2 separate regions of the Mus musculus genome follow, and region 2 is linked to region 1. The links are chromatin loops, found by intact Hi-C in ENCODE. Cell type or tissue: gastrocnemius. All regions are shown on one strand.

Region 1 (8,000 bases):
AGTCCATATTTCATTCGGTAATAGGGGGCTAAACTCCTGCTATCCCTTAGCAGAGTTCTGGGCTACATTATTTCATTTGAGCAACTCATAATGCTACTTTTCAGTGAAATGTCTAAATATTGCCTGCCCATAGATCTCCTGCCTTCTTTTTCAACATATTCAAATCCTCTCCATATTTGGGAGCATCCAACTATTCCATTCTGAGTACTCACTCACGCTCTAGAAAGTATGTGTTGAACTATATTCCCCTCTTAACCTCTGGTAGACAAACTGTGACTAATTTGGAAATAGGATCTCTGCAGCTATAATCAGGGTAACATGAGGTCATCATCTGGGGTGAGCCCTGATTCAATGTAACATGCAAGAAGACGCACATCTGATACAGAGGAAGGCATCAAGACAGCATGGAGCCAGAGCCAGAGATGAGAGCTCTGGTCTCATAAGCTATGGGGGATCTGAGGCCATCAAAAGCTCTAAGTGGTCAAGGAAGCGCTATGCTCTAAGGATCAGTAGGCAAGATAGCTTTGTCAGCATTTTATTTCAAACTCTAGTCTTCCAAACTGTATGAGAACACTTTTCTTTATGTTTTGTTAAGAGAATAAAAAGGCAAACGGGTGAACGTTAAAAGAAAGCCCCAGGGGGTTCAGTGAAGATACCTAGTTAATAATCCATTGCTATTGTTAAATGCAGCAATATTATTGCCTCTTACAACTAGTAGCTGTCAACACTTTAAAATGCTTCTACAGATTTTAGATGAACAACCCTATGGCATGAAAACTGTAGATTACCCCAACCTAACAGAGAGAGAACTGAGAACACTGAAGGAACTGCCCAGCAAATAAAGGGCAGAGATAGGATTAGTCCATAGGCAGCCTCTCTCTGAGTTGAGGTCAACCTTCCACACAGACAGGCCTCTCAACCATCAGAGCATCTAGTCTCTGTAGTCAAAGTTTCTCAAGAAAAAAACAGTAGGACTCGGACTTCAATCAGCTGCCTTTTCTCCTAGTTAAGAGTTTAGCCTCTTCATCCACTTGCTGGCTACCATGAAAAAGTTGAAAAGAAAAACAAACAATGCAGGGAGGCTGCATTAGAACCATCACCTTTCAAAGATCCTGGAAGGTTCTTCTGAGTGAAAACTCAACTTGTGCCCTAATTATACGTTGATGCTCTGAGGCAAGAGCGTATGCTGATCTTCAGAGAGGGACATAGTTAGGAACCAAACACAGGCATGAAGGGAGCAGGACAGACACTAAGCAGGGCCTTAGAAATCCTGTTTTGTGAGAAATACAAGGAGTGTTGGTTCTGGAAACCTAAGCAGATGACATGACAACTGCTCTGAAGTGTTAGGGAGGCCAACCATGGAGGAGTCTCCAGGATGGCTTCACTTTGTTACTTTGAATGGTTTTATCAAGAGCAGAATGAATCAAATCAAAAGGCAGCCCCACTGATCCAATCAAGGGGGACACATTTTTTCCCCAAGTAAACTGTTCAGCTGATTATCCAGTGGGGTACTCCAGTGAGCTCACCCCAAAATGGATGAATGTAGGCCATGTGGAATGCAGTGTGTCGGTATTGTTACATTATCAGGCCCCATGTCATCTCCTCATTTTCCCTTTTTGATTAGTTGACAGTGTTCTTCATCTGCAGCCAAAAAATTGTAATTCTGGACCAGAGGGTAGTTCCACAACCAATGGATGTGAGGGACTGAGTCAGTGAGGGACTGAGTCAGTTAACAAATATCCTTATCTGAGAAACCAAAGAAAGAATGGTGGCCCTTACAAGTGCTAGAGGAAGAAGACATAATATATCTTATCACATCTTATTAGCGATTTCCATTGCTATCTATCCTATTCAGTGAACCTAAGACATCAGGGATTAGATGATGTGCCATTACTGTTGGTTCTAAATTAAGCAGTTTTAAAACACAGTCATGTTTGGTTATCATTTAAAATATTTACTCTATATACTACAGAAAACATTATTCTGGTCTAAATCCTCTTCCCTTTTGAGTCTGATTCCTCACAGTGGCTTTCTGCATCAGGGTTATTGATGATTTTCAGTCTATAGCTTCACCTATGATATCTCAAGAACCTCTGACTTTCTAGTATCATAACCTCATTTAACTGCTGGACTTCTGGCTTTGATGCTTAAAAGTCGATCCTGTGCTTGGACGTTTACAGTCTTTTATATATATATATATATATATATATATATATATATATAGTTTTTGTTTTTTTTTTTTTTTGAGACAGGATTTCTCTGTATAGCCCTGGCTGTCCTGGAACTCACTCTGTAGACCAGGCTGGCCTCAAACTCAGAAATTCTCCTGCCTCTGCCTCCCAAATGCTGGGATTGAAGGTGTGCACCACCACCGCCCGGCTACAGTCATCTTTAATATGCAGGCTCTTAAGCAGAAATGAGACAGGCTATCAGTAGTGATTTTTTTCTTCAATGGTACCTCATTGCTTTAATTCTGAGCCTTTCCAAATATATATACATATCATGTATTGAAGGCACTGAAGATAATGATCAAATTCAATATAGATGGTTCCAACAACACTCACAATTCAGGCACAAGTACATCAACAGCTACATCCACCCTTGAGCATGAACAGGCAATGATACCCATATCAAAAGCACAGGCAACTCAAGTCTGTTCAGGATTCAGGAGTTAAAATAGAAAATAAGCAACTGCTGGAATGTGGCACTGTTCCATTATTATAATTCCATTCAATTGTAAGGGAAGTGTCTATCTTAATAGATACCTCTGTATTTACATAACAGAAGCTTAATGAATATTTGCCTAATGGAACAGAAGTTGGCAGGCATATTACAAAGGGGATTTTCTGATATTGTCTAGTGTAACCACTGTTCAATCTCTTTCTGAACCTATGGTTCTTTCCCCCAAGTCCTGAAAGGCAAGATGGGAAAGGGAACCATAGACCTGACTGAGCTCACTCCTTAAGATACAGCTAAAAGATCACATTCAATTAGGATCCACAGAGCTGGCAGAGAAGATTGTGTGATTCCTGGGCACCACGCCCAGCTGGTGTGAGAAGACGCAAAAACATGCCCAGGCCTTCCCAGGTGTGTTGGTGACGTTCAGGCCCCTTTCACAGCTGCTCTAAGGACTACCTTGATACAATCCTGCTTTCCACATCCACCTAAACAAAAGTCAGCTTGCCCAGAGCAGGATGGACTGCCCTCCATTGGAGTACTTGAGGTCCTCCATGCTCGGTGGCCATAGGTGGCCAGCTAGTGGGCCATTTTAAATTGTCCAGTGTGGCTGATACTTTTCTTTCCAGAAGCCAATCATCCTATATCAGTTTATTATATTTTTCTCCCCCTGCCTAACATCTTCTTCTACTCTAAATATGTCAAGCCAAAGATAAAAGATAGCAATTACCACTCTCCAGTGGTCTGAGATTAGGCACATCCATATAGCCCACCTGTCAATCTTCAGAAGGGAAGAAGATAACCCTCCATGAAACAGTAACATACCAGCAATGATCATGTTATATAAAACAATTGATTCATGAATGGGCCATTGTATGTCGTCTCACATGTAAAGTTGAGATCTTACTCATCTTAGAGGCCTCCTTTTCCATGGTCCTTCTCTGGGCAGAAATACTGACTGTTTGCTCATTGGTTAAATGACAAAATCCTAACACCTCACCATGGTACTGCCTGTCTCTTCCTCTCAGAGAGCTCTCCAGCCTGGACTCCAGCCAGTCCCTGTGGAAAAGCAGTTAATGCTGGGGGCAACTGTAGAGTTCATCTGTTAACTCAGCAGATTCAACTCTTGGCCTCCCAGCCACCAAGCACCTCATCTGGAGACAAGTAATAAAATCCAAATGGGTTCTGAGAGGTCCTCTCTAAAGTGGGGAAGATGTGTGTGTGTGTGTGTGTGTGTGTGTGTGTGTGTGTGTGTTACTACTCATAATAACAAGTGATTTCCACTCCGTACTTTAGTCTGAAATCTTATCTTACTACAACTCATCCTTACTTACAATAAATATCACATGTCCATATATGGTTGTATAAGGAGTTACATGTGAAGTCTTAAGATTCTGTGATTGAAGAACATAAAGGGCTGCATGCGTGACTCTATATACCTTTAACATGGTTAATCGCTTTTAAATAATAACCAAAAAAAACCCCTCCTAAAACTGACATGTTAGGACAATGCTATAGACAGGAACTTTACATATCAAAACTGATTTAAATAAAATGGTTATAAATAAATTCCCCTTATTTGTTTTGGTTGAGCCAAACATCTTAGAAAAATGGAACTAAACCTCAGCTTTAATATATTCCAGGTGATCTTGGTGAAGGGTTACAGAGGGACCAGCGCTCTTAATCCTATGCATAGTATTTTTCATACTCTCAAATATGGGCAGGGAACTAGAAGGATAGCTCACTCTTATTGCATTGTCTACGAGACCTAATACTATGCACACATTGTCCACACACAGTAAATGTGTTCTTTCATCATACAAGGGTTACAGGACTGCCGATGTGCATCCAGTAAACCTAAACAGAATCTCCATAACCTGTTATGATGGAGCGATCTTTATGGAAAACAGACTTTGTTTTGTGTATTCTCGTTTGCTTGTTTTGTCCCACACTTACTAGACAAGAAGCAGAGAGGCTTTGAGTCTGTTTTCTACTTGTTTGAATATAAACCTTTTCTTCTATAAAACGATTTCTATTTGAGAATGTATACTAAGATAAATGGGATGGACAGTTATCTAAAACCCCTCTCCCTTCCCCTTATCTGCTTCCTTCCCAGTGTATTTCTTTGTTCTGTAGTGTTGTTACAGGTACAGGTTAGGTATCATACACGCTAGGCAAATCCTCTACTTCTGAGGCACATCCCCACCCTGCCCCCCAAATGCCTTTGAAGTAATTTATCTTATGGAGTTATAAAATTCTCTAGAAATATGACATTAATATGCAATCGAAGCTTTGGGTCAAACATGAAGTCTTTAGCATTGATTTTCTGATGAATTCTACAGAGTTCACTCATATTTCACTAAGACTATAGCAAATCCTTCCTCTTTATATGCTATTACTTAACAGTGCTTTTTTTTCCCCCTATGGATAATGGCAATTTGTAATCATTCAATTTCTGTTTGCTGAAGGAGATGCCTACAGATCTGTTCCTGTTTCCATTATTTGTATGAATGTGCATCCACGTTGGTTCTGAGAGCAGAATTTAGGACAAATGCCTCAGTTATTCCCCTTAAACACACACACACACACACACACACACACACACACACACACACACACACACACTCACACACACACACAGTGTTCTTCAAGACATACATTCCAGCAGACACACAATGCACCCTCAGCACATGTTGTCAAGATCATGCTAGGGGTTTGCTAGGAGACTTGCTCAGCTCATAGTGTCACTCAACAGCCTGTCAGGCCTGGGGGCACTTTCTTGTCCCCCATTCTCTATCTTCTATGGAAAAGGCACGTTAACTCTGCTGTAGAAAAACAAAGAAACAAACAAAATCCCCTATTCCCTAACTTCAGTTTTCTTCAGGGGAAAAAAATTACTTTTCATTTTTCTGGTAAAAGTCAAATACATCTGTGCTCAGATCATAAATACTGCATTATCATCAACTAGAAAATGACATCAGCCTTACTGTATAGAGATCTTACTGCGTAGTTCCAAAAAAAAACATTTTGTTTCAATGTATACAACTGCAGAATTATGGGACTGGCTGCCTCTCAATCTACAGACACATGCTTCTTTTAGGCACGTGTTGGAAATAAATATAAATACTATTATCTGTCTCTAGCATTCTCTTCTCATAAAGCAAGTCAAAGGAGGTACATTGAACCGTGTGAGCATGGCTATCTGAAAGACTTCTTTTAATAGCAGTTTGTTGTTAAAGAATACCAAGTTGTTTGGTTTAGTTGCTCATGATTCAAAAAGAGAGGCCAAGACATAATGGAAACAGAGATAACAAAATATCGAGATGACATGACAAGTGTTTCTTAGGTCTACTCCAAAATTCTACAGGGGCCCGCGCTTGGAACTGAGTAAAAGACATGGTCCATAATGTTACATTGAAAGACAATGCCATTTGATATAAGCATTGTAACGACAAGGAAAAGAACGAGTATACCTGGCAGCTCACTCTCAACCCTCAATGTCCCTCTCACCTAGTTCCTTTCTTTGCTATGTGGCCAGTGTTTACAGGGTTCCTTAGTTCAAAGGCTAGCACTTCCCTCAGCCATGTGTCTGCTTTATTCTAGTGGGGTTCCATCTTTTCTGATCTTTATCTCACACTTGCTCCTTACAACCCCATCCTCACCCTTTTTTAGATTTCAGAGCATCTGTTACACTCTATGAAGTAGAAGCATGCATGTGTGAGTGTTTGTCCGAGTGGAGGTGGAGAAGTGTTCATCAATGTGCACATGTATGGATTTAGACCAGATTTAGACTTAGGGTGTCTCCGCCATCATTCTCCACTTTGTCTGTGACAGTCTCTCCTTGAACCTAGAGTATCCTACTGGGCCACTGAACACCCAAATCTCTGTTTCTATCAACACAGTGCTGGATACACCCAGCTTTTATATAGAGAATACATATTCAAGCTCAGATTCTCATATTTGCTCAGAAAAGACCTTAACAACTGAGATATCTCTTCATTCTCTATTTTATCCATTGATATGTAATACTTTTGCTTACATCTCTTGACTAGAACATAATTCCAGAGGTCAGATCCTCCTTTATTCATTCCTAAGTCCAGCAAACTATCAGTGACCATGTTAGAAACATTATGTTAGGAATGAATGAATGAATGAATGAATGAATGAATGCTGGATTTGTAACTATAACACAAAGTAGTGAATATGATTTACAGTCTCTACTGTGTTGAAAGACAATGCCATTTGATATAAGCATTGTAATGACAAGGAAAAGAACGAGTATACCTGTCAAGCATTTGAGATCAACTGAAAGAAGAAATAACACAGGAGAAAAAGAAGTGTGTTTGACTGTAACTTGGCTGGCCATAAAAAGAAAGGAGATAACACATTTAAGGTCTTGATCATAATCTTAGGACAGAAGAAAAATACACTAGACTGGCAGACTTAATGTTCCCTGGATATCTACAGATAGCTGTGAAGAAGCAGAGAATTTGATAGCTACTGATTTGTACTTGCTATAATTTCCCACCAGAAATCTAGAGATACAGTGTAATTGCTTGTTTGTAGCTGACCTTGGGATGTAAGGCAGTATGGTGAGTCTCCAGTGCCCCAAAGGCACAGCAGCTCTGTAGTGGAGACTGTGAGAAAGAAGAGAGCCATGCATCCTGGAAACACATTTGGTGGACATTGAGACCCGTACTGTAATGCCTATGATCAGAATTTCTATTATGGGTGCCACACTTATCTCCTGCTTAACTTCACTTTCTCATTATCCAAAGACTAATTAAGTCTTTAAGAACGTTCACAACATAATCATTCAAACTAGACACAGACTAATAAGTCATGGCATACAAGCTCGGTAACCCAAGCACTGGAGAGGTTAAGCAGGAGGACTACAGTGAATGGGTTAGCATAAATCCAGCCTAATTTACATAGTATGCTTGAGGCTAGCCTGTGCTATAGTGCGAGAGCCTGACTCATACCAAACAAAACCCAAACTGTATTAAACAATCAAAGAAAGAAAGAAAGAAAGAAAGAAAGAAAGAAAGAAAGAAAGAAAGAAAGAAAGAAAGAAAGAAAGAAAGAAAGAAAGAGAAAAAACGAAGGAAGGGAGGGAGGGAGGGAGGGAGGGAAGAGAGAAGAGAGGAGGGGCAAGGGAGAGAGAAGACATCATCATATCATCCTGACTAATATATTTTGCCATAAAGAGGCAGTTGGAGATTCAAGAGTCTAAGTACACTGTCAACAGCTGATGACGGAAATGCCTCAGTCCATGATGGCCAGAGTGACATTCTCTAGTCATGACTGATGTGCAAACTCTGGAT
Region 2 (8,000 bases), 47 kb after region 1:
GTCTCCCTAATTGAGTCTCAACTTGAATGGATATTTTATATCAATAATGCAGATAATTCGCTAACTTTCACCTAGTTTTGATATATATTTAATAAGTTAATACTAAGCTAAGGCTTTCATTTGAAGGCACTCACCATTAGTGTTTAAAACATGCTGAAGAAAATTTCAAACAAACGAAGCCTTTGTTTCAAGTCTGTGTTATCTGATAACCACACACTTACCTACAGACTAGTTAAATATGCACTCAAACTTTACCTTTTAAAAACTATGTGAAAACATACTTACCTGGACCCGCCAGGTGATTCCACATATCATACAACCTATGAGCACAGCTGCCTCCCCGATACTGCCAACCAATTAGAGCACTGCCTGTGATTTTATCCATTCCACCTTCTAACAAGCCAGCAGTTTCAGGACTAGGATTGGAGAGTACGTGGTCAAACTATCAACATGAGCTTCTGACAGCATTTTTTTGTCTGGAAAATGAGTCCCTTGGTCTGAGGAGATGCTGTGTGGGATACCATAATGGTGGATACAGCCCAATTCGTTTTTTTTTTTAACTTTGCTCTAAAGTAAAGAATCCGGTTGGCTGAAAGGACCCTGATATAGCTGTCTCTTGTAAAACTAGGCCGGGGCCTAGCAAACACAGAAGTGGATGCTCACAGTCAACTATTGGATGCAACACAGAGTCCCCAATGGAGGAGCTAGAGAAAGTACCCAAGGAGCTAAAGAGATCTGCAACCCTGTAGGTGCAACAACATTATGAACTAACCAGTACCCCGGAGCTCTTGACTCTAGCTGCATATGTATCAAATGATGGCCTAGTTGGCCATCACTGGAAAGAGAGGCCCATTGGACACGCAAACTTTATATGCCCCAATACAGGGGAACGCCAGGGCCAAAAAAATGGGAATGGGTGGGTAGGGAAGTGGGGGGGAGGGTATGGGGGACTTTTGGGATAGCATTGAAAATGTAATTGAGGAAAATACGTAATAAAAAAAAAGAGAAAAAAAAAGAATCCGATGATTATGTTATGGAAGATAAAAACAAATTTGCCTATCACCTTGACAAAGTAGAAAGGAAAAGTCAAACGTGCCTTTGTTTAAAAAGGGAAACAAGTGACTCTGGGTATCAATTCAATTGGTTCCCCTTCAGAAGCAAAAAGTGACATAGGCCTCTGCTGCCAAAGCCCAGATAGACCTACTGTGTAACAAGCCATCTCGGTAGCATCTCAGATCCGATGGCACACTTGCAGGCCAGCTAGTGACTCCATCTAATGTGAGATTAGGCCCAGGAATTTCTAATTGATTTGCCTTATTTGTATTATATTATTTATTTATGCCTGTGCATGTGTGTGCACTATAGCATATGGAAGGAGCTCAGGGGATAACAGTTGAGATTTGGTTCTCTTCTGTCACCTGTGGGCCCCAGGGATCCAACTCAGGTGGTAATTCTTGGCTGAAAGAGCCCTTGCTGTCTGACTCAACTCACAATGCCCCCAAAGAGAAGTTTTTAATATTATAGTGTCAAATATCAGATCATAAAACTCAAACAAAACCAAAAGCAACACATTAAGAAAAACACTATCTCCAATACAACAAAAATGTATGATCCTGACAAGAAAGGTAAGCATAAATAAATGACGTTGTTAATATCCATTCTTATAAATGAGATCATTAAGTAAATGTGGCGTGAAGTAAGAAAGACAAAGCCAGAATGTTCTCTCATGTATGAATCCTAGTCTATTAAGTAACACAGACACACACGCACACGTATATGTGTATGTATATATATAATTTATATGCATATATATGAAATATTTATACATATGTGTATATGTGCCTATAAGGTCTAAACTATTGAAAAGAGACCAAATGAGTAAAAATAGGTGATGACAAACTGCAGAGGGATGGAAAAAGAGCCACATCTGAAAAGGTAAACATTGGAGAGAATAAGAAGGGAATCAAGATATTGTGGGCGGGCACAAAGGGGGCAGGGGGAATCTCAGAGCACACATTGTTCAGAAACACCAAAAATACATCTAATGCCTTGTATGTTAACTGAAAAAAACTGAAAAAAAAATAAGTAGAAAAAGAATTGATCACTAAAAGAAACTCATTTTACGTTTGACTTATCTTATGTATGCGTTCTCTTCCCAATTATCCTCATTTTATTCTCTCCCAGGGTTTTAGATTATAAACAAGAAAAATCGGTCCTTCCTTCAGAAGCTGAGAGTATTAAGAAAAACAAACAAAAACCAAAACAACAACAAAATTTAACCTACAGATTCCTTATTTTAGCAATGACCTCGGATGTTGGGGTTATGGTTCAATGTTATGGGCACTTGCTGCTCATACAGAAGACCACAGTTGGATTCCCAGCACGCATATCAGGTGGCCCTGTAATTCTACCTCCAAGGGATCTGACATCCTTTCTGGCCTTGAAAGCCACTTGCATAATGGTGGCACTCACATACCTAGACACACACATACACACACATAAATTTAAAAAAACTAATATCTTTTTTTAAAACAGAAATTTCTAACTAATTTATATGGCACTTCAAACTTCCAAACTACTGCAGTAAGACAAATATTAATAAATTTGGAGGGGGAGTTAGAAATAGGGAAAATGATAAAAGGATACCTGCTGCTTAAATTACCGATATTTAACTGCTGTTTATTGATATGACTGACATACACAGAAATATAGAAACAAATATACCCTGGAGTTCCCATATGTTTTAATTTTGCTATTATTATAATTTACTTTGAGCAAATCAGTTGAATATTTACATGAGATCTGTTCTGACACAGAAGAGCACCCACAATACAGTGTACCTGGAAAGCCTTAGTCATACAGACAAGAGCCCGGGCAGAGCAAGGTCTTCAGTGATGAGACTCTGACCCTTCTATTCACACCAGATCTCACAATGCAGAATTTCAAGAGAATCATTATGACCCAGAAACTCATTAGATATTCAAAGTCTCTGTTCCAGACTCGAGACCTCTGAAAACATCCAGGGGTTGACTCTGATTGGTGTTCCCATCTGGAAAGGCTAACCACCATGGTACTTTCAGTCCCGTTTCTCATTTGTTAATGAAAGGTCAACAGGGTAGGATCAAGAAGTGAAAAGATGAGAAAAATAGACATTATCTTCTCCATCGTGTGTGTGTGTGTGTGTGTGTGTGTGTGTGTGTGTGTGTGTGTGTGTGTGTGTGTGTGTTACCTCACCTGCCAGGTCAGAACTACTGATTTGCCGCCCCTGGGCCAGGTACCAATAGGATTAGGACTGCAGAGAGAGCCCTGAAAATCTGGCCACTGAAAGTGCAAGTTTCAGAAACTGCAGAAAGGTAATATTCTGTCCCCATGTAAACTAAGTCCACACTCCTTCCTGGTGACAAATGATAGTAGGGTAAGAATAAACACTGATCTTTTAGGTCCCACTAGGAATCCAATGCCACTTAGCTCTCCCCAGAGTTGCAGGCAAGGGGAATTCTAATTGATGTCAGCTGCTTCAAGGGAAGGGCTACCGTGACCTTAAACTTGGCCCCAGGTCCACTCTCACATCCAGGAACAAAGCCAGAGGGTTCTCCTGGCAACTGCCTGATGTGCTAAATGGCAGGCCTAGCCATGGAGGGAATCCTGACCTGCACCAGAGACAAATCCGCCACTGCAGGAAGCAGACAGACGGAGAGATTAGCAGTTAGCCCAGATGATGCCCGCCCATGCCCTCAGCCCAGAGAGCAGAATCAGGGTTCTAAATCACTCTGCAGAAGCTGAAGCCCCTGCTCTGCCTCTGCTCCACCGACAGGCTCAGAGTACTCTGCTCAGCCAATAGGAAACTGGAGAGTAAGACTTTCCATAGGACATGCAGTACCAAGCTGGAATCTGCAAGAATACCTTACACTCATTGGCCTCCCTCTGCCAAAATCAGGGTTTCCTTGAAAGCCTGGTTCCTGACCAGAGTTGATACAACAGGACTGGCCCAGATCATTCCACTCTTCAGTTGCTTGCTCACCCACCTACCATACCAGGTTTTCAACAATAATCCTTGCCACCATTCAAAAGATGTCTATTTCAATTTGTGTTGTTATTTCCCACCCAGAAGGCTATTCTGCATCTTTTTCATATAGTAAAACAGAGGGACCCATTCAAACACTAGGTAGCCTGTCAGTTTTCAAGTTCTTTTCTACATTTCCCCCATTATCAGAGGCGTCTGCCTCAGCTCCTAACAAATTAAAAGTATCTACCTGTGGTGTGATTCCAAGGAAGGCCTTTAGGAAAGAAAAGGAAGCACGCTCCCAGTCCCAAGCTTCCTGAAGAGTTCTAGTTCATACCTGGCACAGGTTGGGTCCCAGTTAGGTTTGTTTTTCTTTTCTTTTTTTTTTTTTTAAGCTCTAATAATCTAATCAGTGGATACTGTCAGGGAAACCACTATACTATTATTTGGAAAATGAAAAGGAGTTTGGACTTTGAGACAGCTATACTTCCAAAGGTAAGAAAGACCATGCATGGCCTTTAGATTAGTGAGAGCTGTGATGTGCCTTTCGTTGGGCAGACAATGTTTCCTGCTATCATCTGTGTCCTTGGAGGGCAGCAACCAGGTCTTGCTCGCAAGTTCATACCCCACATCATCTATATCAGAGGTATAAATATCTATCATGTTGATTGACCAAACTGAGTGGTCACACTAATATCTAGCTGCTTTTTTTTAAAGTATCATGTATATACATTTGCAGAGGAGCAATTATAAAACAAGAGCCAATTTTCAGAATTAACTTTGGCAATATGTTATAATCCTCTGGCTCCTTCTCATTCTTTGGGTTATTCGGTCTTTACTGATGTCTAGGTTGTTCTCTATGTAACCTGTCTCAGTAAAACTGCCATAAACACCATACACCATACCTCTTGTCTCTCTTGCTGCTCTTAAGTAGCCCCTCTAGTGAGCATAGTCTATCTCTGACTCATTCTGTGAAATCTTTTTCTGATTCACCACTTTGTCTGCCCCTCAATTAGATATCACTTTCTTTCACATATGGTTGCTTCCTTCTACAAACTAACCTTACCTTCATATTTAGGGATTAGAGCTGTGTATTAAGGGTGTGTCTATATTCCAGCCAAATTTGATCCAGGGCATGCATTGCAGCAGGATCTTTGGATGTGATCCCTTGCCAGAGCAGCCATGTTGCTGATTAAAATTCCTCTACCTAAAAATCTATAAAGGGATGAATATCCAATTGTTACTAACCAAAACACTGGTTCCCAGGTTCAACACAATTAATCAAATTATGGCAGATGTCAGGGCTCTACTCCTACACAGAAAATACTTTTATTAATAAAAAGCACAAAAGAATTGCAAGTAAGTTAAGGAGCAACAAATATTTGCAAATACATTATTTGCCATTTGCTTTTTCCTTAATGTGGAATTGCCCACATGCACATACATGTGCCCATAAACGTGAAAAACAGGCACACCAAAATCACATATATATGACCATAAGAAAAATGAGAAACAGACACATTAAAGTCAGGTTTCAGGCCATTATCTGCCCAAAACACAATCATGTCTCCTTCATTTTTCCTTATGTCTTACCAATATATGATCCTTGCCCACCCACCCTACTCCCTTTTATATTCTCCTTTCTTTTTTGAATTCTTTCACAGTTTGTCTTTTAAGGGTGGCAAAGAGAATTATATAAAGGATACTTTATTATGATAATTTTCAAGTATAAACTAATTATATAACTTTGCTGATTCAATTATCTAAACAAATAAACTCTAAGTTAACATATAAATATCATCTAGTAGACTCAGCTGTCCAAATAGGGTAAAATCTCAGAATAAGGTCACCAGATATCATAAAACATTACCAAGGTCTTAAATCAGGTCCAGGACCTCTACATCCTGAAGGCTTGATTGGAGAGGTTTCCTGGACTAAGTATTTGAAATGACTTTATGGGGTGACTATCCCTAATCCAAAAGTCTGACATGTTCTGGTTTCTTGAAAGTTTGAATGGTTCCCTGTTGCTCAGAAGGCTTCAGATATGGGAGGTGTCTAGATTCCAAGTTACTGTTATTTCACTTTTACTCCAAACAAAAAGAAAAGCTTCTCTAGGTCCTTGATCCATCTGCCCTACTTTCCCCCAATTCATCCATGTTTCAGTTTATGTTCAGAGAGTCATAGGTTAGAGTATGTTCCTTCCTGTACCTGTTGAGGTCTGAACACTTAGGTCTCCCGCAGATGCCTATGCTGAAATCTAATATCCAGTATGAGAGACTCTGGAAGGTTTCATGAATGGCACTATACAGCACTTGTAAATGCAGTCAGTGTCTATAGACTTGGGCCCCCCTTCCTTCTCCCATGTAAGAACACAGGAGAAGCCATTGTCTGTGAACCAGGGATCAGGACCTACCAGGAACATTAAATCTTCTAACACCATGAACTTGCAATATACTGGTAGATTTGTTGCTTATAAATGAGTTAGATTTAGATATTTTTGTATAGCAGCCTAGACAGAAAGCTTTTCTCCCATTTACCTTGATGTTAAATAAATCCTTTTTGCCCAGTGTCTTTGCCGCTAGTATCTGTATCTTTATATTCAGAGTAAAATGGAGTAGTGACCACAGCAAACACATAAAACATTTCATGATCCATGAGATCCAAACAGCTTCAAATCTCTGTCCTGAAAACTGCTTAAGTGTCGTGTGGAATCTGTTTAGAGGAGCCAGGTGTGTCCTGAGCCTACACACAGGGTTAGACTTCAGAGATGAGACCTCATACACACAGTTCTTCCACGATCTTCCTCTGTTTCCTTCCAAGGGCAACTACTCACCCAGAGGAGGTGACTGAGCCATTCCAGAGAACATATTCCCCTAAACATTATCTTATGTTTATTTTTAGCTATACGTATCATCTTCATTAATACCTATTTGGCTCATTAGTGAATTTAACATCAAGTCTTCATTGGAAGGTGCACATTATCATGTGAAAGGTAGAGAAAAATAAACCTAATAAAATCATGTATCATTTATTCTTATAGGTAACAAATAAACATAATCAGAAAGATATAATCTAATGCTTATGCATTATCATTAATATAATAAGGCAATTACAATCAAGTGATAAGATATTCTTGCTGCTGTGTATTATTTAGTAGTCTTAAATTACTAATTTTATCTCATTTTGTTTCTAGGGTTTCAGTGCGGAAGAAAGGGAAGTACAATCACATCCTTGTAGCATGAGCAGGAGATAATGCAGAACCCCATCTGATAATACGGAAACTAGGGCTGACTCAGATGTGCACAGGGTAGGCTTGTGGTATGACTTAGTAACAATGGCCCAACACAGAGTCAATCTCAAAAGAACAAATGCCTTCTGCTACCAAACTCTAACCTCCATCAGCATTGAAATTGCTAACCAAAAATAAACTGTGGATAAGGTCAATTTCTTTGGACGGAGAATCCTTCAGTACTCTGCAATCAGCAAAGGTCTATTCTGACACTCAGGGAACCTCTTCCCTGTGGTATTGTCCCATGCAAAAATAGACCTGAATAACAATAGCATAAATATATGAAGACTCAGAAGATGAAAAACCCAAGTGGATATAAAAATCTTTTCATGTCCCTTTCCTTTCAAATATTCTCCATTGAAATGTTTTCTCAGGCCAAGTTTAAAATATTAAAAAATAAAAATAAACACTTTTAGCTCCACTGAAAGTAAGTGCCTATACTCTCAGCAAACTCCATAGACAGTAGATTAAATTCTCTGGGTAATAGGTGCTGCCTTATAGTAAGATTTCATTTTTATGATGCAAGAGGAGCATACTTACAATAAAATATTTAACTTTCTAAGAAAAGTGACAAAAAAAAGAGCATTAAAGAAGTAACCCTAGGCACAATGCCATAGGAAGGAGGCTCAAGTATTCTCTCATACTTTAATATGGACCAGAACAACTCAGAGGACTTAATCAAACAGAGACTACTAGACCTGAGCACAG

What was found. Peaks named below come from ENCODE experiments on the same cell type or tissue, not always from the same donor. Only the 100,000 strongest peaks of a DNase experiment are listed, where the experiment ranks them.
Region 2: a loop joins it to region 1, with 1.9 times the contacts of the local background. A loop is called at or near these places in 2 of 42 quality-filtered maps.

What each region holds. Positions count from the first base shown.
Region 1 is chr3:136,844,963-136,852,962 of GRCm38, reverse strand. The region is part of intron 2 of Ppp3ca (protein phosphatase 3, catalytic subunit, alpha isoform); the gene reads right to left. Among named protein-coding and RNA genes, the nearest start is that of 1700006H20Rik, 110 kb to the left of the region's middle. In gastrocnemius, no CTCF peak of the experiment used is centred here; DNase peaks (open chromatin) are centred at 3,065 and 3,733; H3K27ac peaks cover 585 bases.
Region 2 is chr3:136,798,366-136,806,365 of GRCm38, reverse strand. All of the region lies in intron 2 of Ppp3ca (protein phosphatase 3, catalytic subunit, alpha isoform), which reads right to left. Among named protein-coding and RNA genes, the nearest start is that of Ppp3ca, 130 kb to the right of the region's middle. In gastrocnemius, no CTCF peak of the experiment used is centred here; a DNase peak (open chromatin) is centred at 3,617; H3K4me3 peaks cover 357 bases; H3K27ac peaks cover 1,579 bases.